Regions from separate parts of the Homo sapiens genome. Here region 1 is linked to region 2. The links are chromatin contacts, found by Hi-C or POLR2A ChIA-PET in ENCODE. All regions are on one chromosome and are shown on one strand. Each heading gives the region's core, a stretch centred on a gene start or an enhancer-like site at or near the end of the contact. The rest is flanking DNA. Distances are from core to core; before and after follow the strand shown. Region 1 overlaps PCBP1-AS1 (PCBP1 antisense RNA 1). Region 2 overlaps PCBP1-AS1 (PCBP1 antisense RNA 1).

What was found. Hi-C counts contacts between places; a loop is a spot of excess contacts on that map. ChIA-PET counts read pairs that join two places held with the same protein, here RNA polymerase II (POLR2A). Pooled maps may share reads with other maps.
Region 1: a loop to region 2 is called in a map of CD8-positive, alpha-beta T cell, with 13 times the contacts of the local background. The contact joins two enhancer-like sites. A Hi-C loop is called at or near these places in 4 of 168 maps with a recorded cell type or tissue (CD8-positive, alpha-beta T cell, gastrocnemius medialis, stomach and 1 more) and 2 of 50 pooled maps. POLR2A ChIA-PET finds 5 or more read pairs at or near these places in 12 of 52 experiments (BJ, H1, HEK293 and 9 more).

What each region holds. Positions count from the first base shown.
Region 1 is chr2:70,040,981-70,048,545 of GRCh38, reverse strand. All of the region lies in intron 6 of PCBP1-AS1 (PCBP1 antisense RNA 1), which reads left to right. It also overlaps a transcript of ASPRV1 not described here. Among named protein-coding and RNA genes, the nearest start is that of PCBP1-AS1, 42 kb to the left of the region's middle. Within about 2 kb of position 4,170, at least 6 of the 41 ENCODE cell types and tissues checked have a DNase peak (open chromatin) inside an H3K27ac peak, as active enhancers do.
Region 2 is chr2:70,007,328-70,013,922 of GRCh38, reverse strand. All of the region lies in intron 7 of PCBP1-AS1 (PCBP1 antisense RNA 1), which reads left to right. It also overlaps a transcript of ASPRV1 not described here. Among named protein-coding and RNA genes, the nearest start is that of ASPRV1, 49 kb to the right of the region's middle. RefSeq lists an enhancer at 3,302-3,371. Within about 2 kb of position 3,507, at least 7 of the 41 ENCODE cell types and tissues checked have a DNase peak (open chromatin) inside an H3K27ac peak, as active enhancers do.

The DNA.
Region 1 (7,565 bases), core at 2,921-5,420, 34 kb before region 2:
CATAGATTCCATACCTCCTGCTGTTGCTGTTGTTGGGTCTCCACCTTTACCATGGCCATCACCTCCTGGCAGTGCTGGAGCTGAGCTGCTGGAATAACTTGTTTTTCTTTTTTCTTTTTTTTTTTTCTTTTAAGACAGAGTTTTGCACTGTCCCCCAGGTTGGAGTGCAGTGGTGCGATCTCGGCTCACTGCAACCTTTGCTTCCTGGGTTCACGCCATTCTCCTGCCTCAGCCTCCCAAGTAGCTGGGACTACAGGCACCTGCCACCACGCCCGGCTAATTTTTTGTATTTTTAGTAGAGATGGGGTTTCACTGTGTTAGCCAGGATGGTCTCGATCTCCTGACCTCGTGATCTGCCCGCCTCGGCCTCCCAAAATGCTGGGATTACAGGGGTGAGCCACCATGCCTTGCCTCTTTTTTTTTTTTTTTTTTTTTTTTGAGATGGAGTCTCGCTCTGTCACCAGGCTGGAGTGCAGTGGCGCGATCTCGGCTCACTGCAACCTCTGCCTCCCGGATTTAAGCAATTCTCCTGCCTCAGCCTCCTGAGTAGCTGGGATTACAGGCACACGCCACCACGCCCAGCTAATTTTTGTGCTTTTAGTAGAGACGGCATTTCACCATGTTGGCCAGGATGGTCTCGATCTCTTGACCTTGTGATCCACCTGCCTTAGCCTCCCAAAGTGCTGGGATTACAGGCATGAGTCACCACGCCTGGCCTATGACTTGTTTTTCTAACACACCAGGCCATAGCCTTTCTTAATGTTTTGCCTGCTTCATACTGTAAATCAGAAACTCCTCTCGGGAGGCTTCTGACTGTAGCCTGACCATCTCACCTGATCTCTTCTCCAATCCCTCTTCCCCTCTCCCCTTTATTTTCCCTTTGCTATTTTTACTTTTCATGCAGTGTCAGAGAAGTGTAGTGACTATGTCGGGGGAGGATCCCCCAGCTGCCTCTGGTAGTTGGTTTTATACTTCCCACTTTTGGCGTGCTGTACCTTCTAGAATTTCTGTCAGTAGACAATTTTGTGTTTTTCTTTGGAGCTTTCAAGATCTTGCACATAGCTTATATAGTTACATGGCTGTGAACAGAGAACGGGCAGTTTCATGGTGGCATTGGCTGTGAGGGCACTTACATTGATGAATTCAACCCACCACAGTGGCTGTCTCCCCTGTCAAAGTGAGTGAGGGGATGAGAGCATTTTCTGAACCAGCTCATCTTCCTGAATAGCTTCTTGCATGCCCCTGGGCTTTTCTGTTGGCATTTAATTGCTGGCTGTGGAATCTTGCCTGTTTTCCAATATAGACCTTTGGCTTTAGATCCTGTTCTTGTTCTTACCCACTCTCACTAAACTGAACTCCAGGAACCACATCTCTTTTGTTTGCTGCTGTATCCCAGGACTGAGCAAAGGCCTGATGCTTACTAACACCTCAAGAAATATTTATTGAATGAAGAAATGAATATTGACCTGGAAAGTTCAAACTCTTGGTTTTCCTTGCTTCTTCCTGAAGTCAGGGGCCAGATTAAGAATTTGTTTAATAGTCTTAAGCAATAGAAAAATTATTATGTCCCTCATACTTTCATCCCTCCGTATGTATTTTAAAAACAGCGTAAATGCAAAACAAGTATAAAGAAACCTAGCAAAATATAAAGAAAATGCAGCAAAATTCTGATTTTTACCTTGGTTACCACTTTCATAAATATAAAGTAACTTAAAATATTTGTTGTTGTTGTTGTTCTTGTTTTGCCAGTTCCCTGAGCACATGCTGTTGAGTAATCCTGCCTGGACCAGTACTTCCCTCACCCTAGACTTCACCTTCAGTTCCCCTTTATACCACCTGCTGAAGCTGCCAGCCAGCCTTTTCGACCACCCTCCCTCCCCCAGGGGTGTTTGGCTTCTCAGACCCCAGCCTGAGCTAGTGCCCTTGGCTTCCTAGGGTCTTGCCAGGAAAGCAAAGGAGAACATGCATACCGCCAAAGAGTACCTAATAATAAGAACTCCCATCCTGAATTGTGATTTATAGTCAGCATAGCACATGTGTCAGGTGATTATACTTAGGCTGATTTTAGCCTTAATAATCTGCTTCTGTGATCCTGTATGTGGGAAGCCTAGAAATTTCTCTGTGATCCTCCTTCCTGGATCACTAAGAGACAAGTCAAGACATAGGTCCATTCTACCACCTGTGTTAATCTGGGCCTTGTTGAGACCATTTAAAGAAAGGCGTGATGCTAGAAGTAAGGTCCAGGCCTCCTGCACACTGTTTCAAGGCTGTGACCATAGTCAGATCCTGTTGCTTGAGTCCAAAGAGTTTAAAATAGTGTTGGAAACCTCCTAGGGAAAAAACAAAAAACAAAACACCACATCTTCCTGGGTAAGGAAGTGACATGTGCTGACTAGAGCAGGAGGGGTAGCCAAGGCTCCAAGTTCTATTCTGGACCTGTTGTTGATTTGAGGTGTGACATTCAGCAATCTGAGCTGATGTTCTGTAGCTCTGATTGGTTTCTCATCTTCTGCAGAGAGAGTGAAAGAGGCTGTGCTTGCAGGGGAAAAGGTGAACACTGGTCTCCTGTCCTTTAGGAGAGCTTCACCATTACACGTCCTGCCTCTCATTTGAATTTCCAGGCTTTTTTAGAGTCTCGCTCTATTGCCCAGATTGGAGTGCAGTGGTGTGATCTCGGCTCACTGCAACCTCTGCCTCTGGGTTTAAGCGATTCTCTCACCTCAGCCTCCCAAGTAGCTGGAATTATAGGTGCGTGCCACCATGCCTGGCTAATTTTTGTGTTTTTAGTAGAGACAGGGTTTCACCATGTTGGCCAGGCTAGTCTCGAACTCCTGACCTCAAGTGATCCACCCACCTCGGCCTCCCAACCAGGCTTTTTTAAATGCAGAAACCGCCCGCCCCCAGAGTTAATATGGAAACCCAGCAATGTTGTTTATGTTTTACTTGAATTCGTTTCATCAGAATTGCATTCCTTTTAACAGTGTGATTAGATCAGCTCTTAGAGGGGATGGCAGCTTCAGTAGGGTTTAGGAAAGGAAAGGAATATTTGTGTGGGGCACACACTTTGGCTTTGATAGCTTGAGGATACCAGGTACATGATAATTTAGATGGATAACAGAAACTTGTGTCCCTTGAGAGCCAGGCATGTATTAGATGCTTTCATACATTATTTAATTGTAATACAAACCAATAAAGTATTCCCATTTTTTGCACATGGGCAAGCTGAAAGTCAAAGAAGTTATGTAACTTGCCCAAGGTCACACAGCTAATAAAAAGGCTGAGCTAGGATTTATTTCTCCTCAAGTCTGTACAACGCCAGAGCCCATGCTGTTTTCACAGAGCTTTTCTGTCCCTGGTGAGATTTAGGAAAGGAGGGTAGGAGAAAGAAGGGTGATGAGATGCCATTTTTACCCACCTTGCGATTTTGCTTGTTGGGACGTGTTTAGCCAGAACATTCTGTTTATAGAATACTAGATTCTATATATAGAGATGCTGCAGCAACATATGTGGGAAAGATACCAATTGGCTGTAGGTGAGGATTTCAAAAAGCCTTTGTTCTTCATCACAGCATAGGCCACACGTGTCAAAACACCACTGGTAATTGGTTTACTGCTTAAGTGGCTCTGTCCTATCATCTACATAAAATCTGTTGATGTGGCTCACAAAGTCAGGTGTGATGGGGCCAGAGGTGAGGGTGTGGTGTATCCTCACTGCATGTACTGGAGCTGGTGGCACCTGTTGTGTGACTACTGCAGTGAATGATTACTGAGTAAATAAGAGGTGTCTCAGCCAGGCGTGGTGGCTCACGCCCGGAATCCCAGCACTTTGGGAGGCCGAGGTGGGCGGATCACCTGAGGTTGGGAGTTTGAGACCAGCCTGACCAACATGGAGAAACCCCGTCTCTACTAAAAATACAAAATTAGCTGGGCGTGGTGGCTCATGCCTGTGATCCCAGCCACTTGGGAGGCTGTGGCAGGAGAATCGCCTGAATCCGCGAGGCGGTGGTTGCCGTGAGCCGAGATCGTGTCATTGCACTCTAGCCTGGGCAACAAGAGTGGAACTCTGTCTCAGAAAAACAAAACAAAACATTAGGTGTCTCCTTTTTTCTTCTCCAAGGGAGACCAGATAGCAGTGGGTGCTGGCACACATCCAGGGATCCTGGCCCCTGGGCTAGCAGAAGAGATGGCTTGAAGGTGTCAGGTGATGGAATAAAAAGAGCTGGTCTGTCAAGTGGTATAATTTCAGGGGACCAAGAATGTGTCCTGCCCCTCAAAAACTTGCCCTAGCTGTTTGCTATTGCTTGGGATCCCACAATTGAAATTTCTTTTTCTTGATTTAAATCTTTGAGACCCTATTAAAAATGAAGAGACTCCAGGAAGAGTTTTGATTGTGAAACATTTTGGTCATGTTAACTGGAAGTATGAATGAGTTTATAAGATTGATTTCTGAGAACCAGACTGAGGAAGGGATAGGGAGGAGAAGGCACTGTGCCCCTAGTTGCAGGGACAAGAAGGAGACACCAATGAGTTTGAGATAAAGGCCTTGAAGAGAGATGCTGGGTCTCTAAAGAAATACTTGGTTTCCTTCACAGTTTTGTCTGAGAAAAGACAAGCAGCTGACAGTGCTGGTTATGGAGGCCCATGACCCCAAAAGAGGTTGTGCTGAGTAGATAGCCCACCAGCATGTTCGGATGGAGGCACAATGTTGTCTGGAGAGCAGCTGACAGCTATAATGTAACCAGGAGTGCTGGACCTTTGGGTCTGTGGTTTACTGTGATGTACTGAGACAAAGACTGTCACAGATCTTAGAAGGGGGAGGCACAGCTTCCAAGAAATGATGCAAAATGGTGGCGCAAAAGAGGCCACCAGTGGCAACAAGGGCAGGGCATTTCCTTTGTGGCTGGTGGTCACGGACAACTTCTGGTCTCAATTTCCCAATGAGCTATGCTAAGAAATTTACCAGAAAGCAAAATAAGCCATGCAAAAAGCGATGACAAAGCACTTGGGGTATCCATGCAAAGGTGCAGTTCCCCCTTGTCCACTAATTTTGTGGAGCCAAAAGAGCTGATCCAGAAGCTGCAAAGATAGTCCCTGTGATTAAGACATACAACTTTTTTTTTTTTAAATGCGAGACTCTGTCTTACTCTGCCACCCAGGCTGGAGTGCAGTAGAGCAATCTTGGCTCACTGCAACTTCCACCTCCTGGGTTCAAGTGATTTTCCTGCCTTAGCGTCCCAAGTAGCTGGGATTACAGGCGCGCACCACCACGCCCAGCTAATTTTTGTATTTTTAGTGGAGATGGGGTTTCACCATGTTGGCCAGGCTGGTCTTGAACTCCTGACCTCAGGTGATACACCCGCCTCGGCCTCCCAAAGAAGGCATACAGCTTTTTTGGCCTGAGTTCTTCCAAAGAGAGACCCTTCCTAGTTGACTTGGCATCATCTTTCATTCACCAGTGTTCTCTAACTGCCTTTATGATTAGAATTCTCACAGCGTTTTCTCCCCCAAGGGCATATTTTACAGAGGCAACTCAAATCTCAGTGCCTTTCTGAACTCCTTACAATTGGGTTTATAGATGCCTCCACCCTGAGGTTCAATTTCACTGTCCATATTCCTATTCTAAGTCTGGAGCACTTTATTTTTGATCCAGACTTTTAGCTTCACTGAGGCCTCTTGGGTTCTAGCTAATTTTTTTGGACACATTTCCCTAGTGGGCAGCCTAGGAATGGCCTGTCCTCCCTATCCCCCAAAGTTTGGCAAGGTCTGTACCCCCTACCTTAATGGAATCAGCACTACTTGAGATTTCTGAACATCCTACACCGTTTCCTCTCCCCTCAACCCCTGCAGCCTCATACACGAGGTCTAGTGGAAAGCAGGATCTGCTGATCACTAGGATATTAGAGCCAGTGTCTCCAGTAGGGAAGAACTCCTGGGCATGTGTTCTATGCCCTGAATGACAGCTCTCTGCCTATCAGTTTCTGCTTTCCCTCCATCTCACCTTTATTTTGGCTTTTACCTAGAAGTACAAACTTTGTCTTGTTCCTCTGCCTGGACTTCCTAACCCTGTCCAGGACTAAAGCCCTGCTGTCAGTCCCTCACCAGGGACTTTCCACACTTTCCCTGGCCAGGTCACTTATCTGATACTAGAGCCTTTTCTTGCATCTAGGCTTTAGTAGGTAGAGTTCTGTCCATGCACAGATCTCCCTGTGTTGACCACCTTGAACTTCGCCTAGTGCTCTTTGCGCTAATTAGATGCCATGCTAGTCTGTCCTGCTGCCTTCTGGAACAAGGCTCTTAGCTTTGTTGAGCTCTTGCCCTGGATTTCATGTTAGCTGTCCAGCTGCCTGCACCTCAAAAAGAGCTTTTAATATGCATTATAAAACTCCAAAAGGGAAATAGAATATATAACATTTTTCAAACGTATTTAACTAGAGATCCATTTTTTTTTTCTGAAGGAATATTTATTAAAATCTTACAGAATATGTGTTTGGTGGAATACAGTTTTGGAAAGAGTGAATCTTTATCCCAAAGGAATGGACATCAAATAGAGTAATTCCAGATGAAGATAATGTTACTATTACCTTCATCTGAAATTCCAGATGAAGGTAGTAATCACTATTTCCTGTGTGTCTGCATAAGGATAGCTCTAATCCGCAGTGGAACTCTAAAATAGGGAGGAAGGAAGAATTCTGCATTCTTTCTTCCACTTTGAATCCTCTTCTTCCCAATGGAAACAGGAAGTGGTAAATGCAATGGTGCCATCACGGCCATGGTCGTCACTGGCTTCTGGATACAAGATAGGAGGGCTTCTCTGAGGCTCTCTTCCCTAGATTGGACCTCTCAGAATTTCTCTAGAGTGCTCCTGAGCACCCTTCCTTCTACTCTGGGACTATATTCATCTCAGCATCAGTCTCAAGTTTAACTGCTAGTTCAGGATTTTGATGTTACACATGGGGATCAGTGCCAGATGGGATGTAGCTCATTTTTATGGAATGAGTATGACATAAATTTTCTCCTTTCCCTATTAAATTTCTCTTCTATATCTTGTGGGCAGTCCAGACTATAATTTTTTTTTCAATCCTTGAATGGAGATAAGCTCATGCTCTGTGGGCAGGGCGGTGTTACAGGTGGGTCGCCATTTAAATCCGACTGGGTGGGTGACCACGTACCAGGAATGGAAGTTGGCTTAGCTAGTAACCAAAGAGCAAGCCAGTTACTTCCCCTGCATGCCATTCCCAACCAGCACAGCTGGGGAAAGACCACCTGAAAGAAATCTCTAAGACTTCTGATGAAGAAATTACTAGGTCCTCTTGAGACCCTCATGTATGTGTCTTTATTGTCGTGAGTGAGATCATTAGTTGGCTGATCTCAGTTGGCTTAGCTAATCATAAACTAGATGGAAAGGCTCAGCTTTGACCATGACCTTAAATATGGATGGACCATGTCCTTAGGTATGTTCTTTGAGCATCCAGTAAGCAGCATTCTCCGTAGACAAGCCCCACCCTTGGGGCCTTAGCCTATGGCATTTGTCCATTTTTGCCATTTCTTCTGAAAGACTATGGTTTT
Region 2 (6,595 bases), core at 2,258-4,757:
ATGTGAACATACTGTTTTTTTGTTTGTTTGTTTGTTTGTTTTGAGACGGAGTTTCACTCTTTTGCCCAGGCTGGAGTGCAGTGGTGCGATTGCAGCTCACTGTAGTCTTCGCCTCCCAGGCTCAAGTGATTCTCATGCCTCAGCCTCCTGAGTAGCTGGGATTACAGGTGCTCACCACCACACCCGGCTAATTTTTGTAGAGATGGGGTTTCACCGTATTGGCCAGGCTGGTCTTGAACTCCAGACTTCAAGTGATCCACCCACCTTGGCCTCCCAAAGTGCTGGGATTACGGGCATGAGCCACTGCACCAGGCCAACATACTTTTTATAAAAACAGCTGTCTTCTCTAAAACAACAAAAAAATGTAGATAATAGTAGTATCATTTTATAGTTTTGCAACTCTCTTTAATGTTTGGCTTAATAGAAGATAGTTGGATTCTCGTATCTGTTTTTGTATTCAGTCTGTTGTGTATGTTGTTTTGATTGAAGTAGATGAAGGAAATCCAGCTACATACAGATTTGGAGTTGGAAAAAATAGTATTTTAATAACCTTTTTAGATCATGGTGGATACTCTTCTTTGTTATGTCATCAAAATTAGACAAATGGCAGTTTCTGAAAAATTAGTTGTAATGTGTGTAAAAAATTAGTTGAATCCATATCAGTGAACTCATACTTTTCTATATTAAACTTCATTGCTCTATCTTGCACTTTGAATGGGTCTTTTATTCATGCCTGATTTTGTAACATCATGCATTCGTCATTTTGAAAATGATGGTTCAGTGAATTATTCACATCTTCTAAATGTAGGCACATTTCAGTCTATAATATCAAAAACATATTTGTCAGTGTTACCACTGATTTCATCAGAAAAGTCTTGAGGTGTTAAGAAGTCTTTAGGTATCTACCAGCATGGATACACATTTTCCAAAATTTTAAATCTTCACTTGACAGCTCAAATTTTACAGTTGGCAACAAATACTGTCAGTTGTTTTCTATGAGGTGACAGGTTCACTTAATTCATTTTTGAGAAAATGTTTGCCAAATACCCAAGTCTGAATAATCATAGTTTGTTAGTCATTTTTTTCCTAATAAAAATGATGTTCTATGAAAAAGCAAGTAGTCAGCTTGTAATTCAAACAATCAGGTAAGTGCTTCCAGTACTTAGGTATTCAGCAGAAGTGCTTTGTGTACAGAGTATTAATAAGACATGTATTCAAGGGATAAGTTTTAATAAAATTAATAATTATTACTCTATCATGGACATTTTTACATTAAGTTTGCCTTTCTGTTGAACTGCAAGTACATGGGGGTGAAGACTGTGACTCCTGGTGCAGTTTGGTGCCTCTTCATTGACTTAAGGCTCTAGAAGGCACCAAATACTGTTGCTTTTGCATCATCAGTGCAAATGTCCGCAAAGTGAATGCTGCAGAAAAACTCTTGGTATTATTATAAAAATGATGTTGACCTTGGCCGGGCGCGGTGGCTCACGCCTGTAATCCCAGCACTTTGGGAGGCCGAGGTGGGCGGATCATGAGGTTGGGAGATTGAGACCATTCTGGCGAACACGGTAAAACCCTGTCTCTACTAAAAATACAAAAAATTAGCCGGGCGTGGTGGCGGGTGCCTGTAGTCCCAGCTACTCGGGAGGCTGAGGCAGGAGCATGGCATGAACCCGGGAGGCGGAGCTTGCAGTGAGCCGAGATTGCACTACTGCACTCCACCCTGGGCCACAGAGCGAGACTCATCTCAAAAAAAAAAAAAAATGATGTTGATCTCTTGGATCCCCCGGGAAGGGTCTTGGGGACCCAGGAGTCCAGGGATCATAATTTGAGAGCCATGGCCTATACGACCATGGGTACTAATAGCACATGCCTCCAGCACCCTCCATCAGCCTCCCTCGGCCTCATTTTCCTCAGTTGTAAAGGGAGGCCTGGGCAGGCTCTGTTTCTTCACACTGTTGGACCCTGTTTGCTAGCCCCCGAAGCTGCTTCTCCCTTAGCGGTGATGCTGCTTTCAGCTCCTGCTTTTCCTCCCTCTCTCATGCCTCCCTTTCTCTCCGTGGCTCCTCTTCCCCTCACTCTTTACAGGTTGGCATTCTTCTTGTTTCGTCTCCTCCTCCTTTCCCTGGATGATCTTATTTCCTCCCTGGTCTTTAACCATCACCTGCAGGCTGACAGCTCCCAAATCTCTATCTTCAATCCAGATGTCTGTCCCGGGCTCCAGTTTTGTGGTTCCACCTGAGACCTTTCCACCTATATGCTTTACAGGCAAGTCAAAGTCAGCATGTCTAAACTGGTTTCTTCGTCTTCCCCTACACATTGCTTCCTCTTCCAGAATAGACAGTCTTGGTTAATCCATCATCTGCTCAAATGCTTAAGCCAGAATCCCAGGAGTCCTCCTCCCCTTATCTGGCTCCCTCCCTTCCCTCATCTGCTCACCTGGCCTATCAGTTCTGCCTCCTAAACATTTTCCCAATCTCTCCCTGCTCTCCAGCCCCACCACCACTGCCTCAGCTCAGGCGCTCATCCCTTCTCACCTAAACGATTGCAAGGGTCTTCTCCCTGGCCCCCTGCCCCCTGTTTTCAACCTGTACTCTACAGTTCTGGTTGGAAACCACAAGAGTTATCTTCTCACACTTTTTTTTTTTAACTTTTAATTTAGGTTCAGGGGTACATGTGCAAGTTTGTTATATAGTTAAACTCGTGTCACAGGGGTTTGTTGTACAGATTATTTCATCACTCAGGTACTAAGCCTAGTACCCAAGAGTTATTTTTTTTGCTCCTTTCCCTTTTCCCACACCCCCCACCCTCCACCCTCAAGGAGGTCCCAGTGTGTATTGCTCCCCTCTGTGTTCATGAGTTCTCATCATTTAGCTCCCACTTGTAAGTGAGAACATGTGGTAGTTGGTTTTCTGTTCCTGCATTAGTTTGCTAAGGATAATGTGTTTTTCATTAAGTAAATACATATCGAGTACTTACCATACCAGGCTCTGTGCAGGCTGTGGGAATACAACATAGGACATAACAGATACTGTCCTGACCTCCAGCACTCACAGCATATGAAGGAGGAGAGAAAAGGACAGGGCACAGGTCATTAGGACCCAGTGCAGTGGGGAAAGATGGCAGAGGTGCTTGGGAACCCCTAGAAGTTTTGACTGAGGGCTGAGTCTGAGGGTGTTCAGGGAGCACTTCCTGGAGGAAGCAGCTCTCATGTTCAGACTGCAGCCTGGGTGGGAGTTAACTAAAAGAGATGGGAGTGTTGTGGTGAAAAACGTTACTGGAAAGTTTGATCATTTAATTTCCCTGTTAAATACTTCTCTTGTGAGCTTCACCACTGCCTGCAGGATCAAGTCCAAATTCCTTATCATGAAACACAACCTTTGTGGCCTCGTTGTCTGCCACTCCCCTGTATTCATTGTCATCAGCTTGAACTGCTTTCAGTTCCCCCCAACGCTGCTTGCTCACTCTCTCAGCTCCAGGCCTTTGCACATGCAGTTCCTTGTGCCCTCCACCCTTGCCACGCAAATCCCTACTGCCTATCTATCCAACTGTGAATCACCCCACGTCAGCTGTTCAGGAGACCTTCCTGGCCCCTCCCCTGTAGACTTTGTGGCTCCCTCTCTTGTGCTTCCCACCTGTACACACACCTGGACTCTTGTGCCCTTATCACGTCCTTAGAGCTTTTCCACTTGTGTATCTCCCGTGCCCCTACTTGACAGTGTGGGAACTAGACCCCTGTCTAGTTCACATACCCTCATCCCATGAGCATTTTGGGCATCCCCAGGGTGTGTGACTCTCCTGTGCTAGTGGACAAGGTTAGACAATTACCATTACCTTTTCGTCTTTTCCCCTCCTCCAGCTCTGTGACTTCCCTTTGCCCCTACCACACCCCATGTAGCTATCAGTTTTGCTGGACACGGCCACACCCATCAGGCACCCCATACCTGCTGGGAGTCACGGACACTCCTATAGCAGCAGTGCTGTGGGGCTGCTGGTCCCTGCATTGCCTTATAGAGCCGTGGGGCTTCGCCCTACAGATACATCTAAATTACAAATACCAGTCCAGCCCAGAATCAGTTCTTGCTGTTGAACGCAACTGTCTCTGGGTCAGCTTGTTGTGCCTGTTTTCCTTCTTCCCTTAGAAAGAGTTATTTCCTTCAGAACCTTTCTACCCCTCATGAAAATAGGCTTCCCAAAGGTCTGCCCACCAGCCAACTAGACAGATGTGGCCTGCATTGTCCCCCTGGAGGCAAAGGATGTGTGGGTATTTATTTATTTAAGATAGTAAGTTATGGCCAGGTGTGGTGGCTCACGCCTGTAATCCCAGCACTTTGGGAGGCCGAGGCGGGTGGATCACCTGAAGCCAGGAGTTTGAGACCAGCCTGGCCAACATGGTAAACCCTGCCTCCACTAAAAAATACAAAAATTAGCTGGGCATGGTGGTGCATGCCTGTAATCCCAGCTACTCGGGAGGCTGAGGCAGGAGAATCGCTTGAACCCAGGAGGCGGAGGTTGCAGTGAGCCAAGATCGTGCCACTGCACTCCAGCCTGGGCAACAGAGCAAGACTCCATCTCTAAAATAAATAAATAAATAAATAAATAAATAAATAAGACAATAAATTATATAAGCAGTGCTGAATACAGCTTCATCATTTAAAAATCCAAACAGTTTGGAAATATATAGACAAGTATATAAATGCTCTTCTTGCACCCCTTCCCCCATCCTAAAGCCTACCATACAGGTAGGCACTGTTAATTATTTGGTGGAAATGTTTACACTTTTTGCTTTGCATTTACACATGTGAGTGGCAGGGATAGTATCTGAGAAATTAATTTTTTTCTCTCCTGAATTTTCTCTTTTTCTGCCCTCACATTTATGGAGCTCATTACCTCCAGAGCAGCTTTTCAGGTTAGAAAACTGAATTTATCTTCAGGCATCTCTGGCTTTTGTGTGCTGAAAGCTTAAGCATTTAGGGCAACTCCAGGATTTGCTGAGTGGCTCATCAAAGGATGAGGATTCTCTTGCACAGACTGAATGCCTTGACTGGAAACGATGGAAGAAGGATTTCCTTGGGAGTGGAAAGGACCCCAACCCTTTTAGCCCTGTCCTCCCCAGGCTGGCTGGGGGCAGGACTACAATCCCAGAAGGAGGCAGTCATATGGTAGGGCTAGCCAGGGGTGTCCAGTCTTTTGGCTTCCCTGGGCCACATTGGAAGAAGAAGCATTGTCTGGGCCACACCTAAAATACACTAACACAATAGTTGATGAACTTAAAAAAAAAAAAACACACAAAAACATTTCATAATGTTTTAAGAAAGTTTACAAATTTGCATTGGGCCACATTCAAAGCTGTCCTGGGCTGCATGCGGCCCACAGGCTGTGGGTTGGACAAGGTTGGACTAGGCCGTGAAGACACAGGCAACCTGATCCAAGGTTCCTGGCTGCCTCTGCTGCCAGACCTGGCCTCTGCTGACTTCATCGGCAGCCTCATGCCTGGCACTTCTGAATATTCTGGAGAATTCAGACATACCTGAAATTAAGTTTTCTATTGTCAGGATTGAAGCTTACCATAATCAATGAGTTGAGTTATAGACTAAAATTTGATTTCTTGCACACCTGGATTTGTGAATGGAGATTCGTTCCTATGGCTTGTATTATATTACTCATATTCTGCCACTTAAAAAAATTAATAAGAAATCTTGAAAAATTTTCCACAGCAGCGGAAATGAATGAATGAGATAGATTTATCTCATTCAAAAGATGAATATTATTATTAAAAAAAAAATAGACCGGGCACGGTGGCTCATGCCTATAATCCCAGTACTTTGGGAGGCTGAGGTGGGCAGATCACTTGAGGTCAGGAGTTCAAGACCAGCCTGGCCAACATAGTGAAACCCTGTCGCTACTAAAAATGCAAAAATTAGCCAGGCGTGATGGAGCGTACCTGTAGTCCCAGCTACTCGGGAGACTGAGGCACGAGAATTGCATGAACCCAGGAGGCAGAGGTTGCAGTGAGCTGAGATCACACCACTGCACTCCATCCTGGGTGACAAAGTGAGACTCTTTGTCGCTAAATAAATAAATAAAAATACATACTCATAGTAGGAGACTCAAAACAATATCAAAGGAGAAAGCAAAAGTTCCCTGGTCCTCCAGTCCCACTCCCTAGATATAATGAGCTTCTTGAGGGATCTAGAAACTTTCTGTGCAGTTAAAGTCACATAGCTATTTATACATAGCTCTTTTTATATGCAAATAAGCTCAAATGATATATACTTTTCTGCATGTGTATCATCTATATTATAAAATTTAGCACAATTTTTCTATTATATATATATTCATATTTATTACTTATTATTAAATACGCTCTACTTATTTAAGTAGATATAGTTCTTTTTTTTTTTGAGGCAGGGTTTCGTTCTTGTTGCCCATGCCGGAGTGCAATGGTGCGATCTTGGCTTACCACAACCTGCGCCTCCAGGGTTCAAGCAATTCTGCCTCAGCCTCCCAAGTAGCTGGAATTACAGGCATGCGCCAACACGCCCGGCTCATTTTGTATTTTTTTAAAGTAGAAACGGAGTTTCTCCATGTTGGT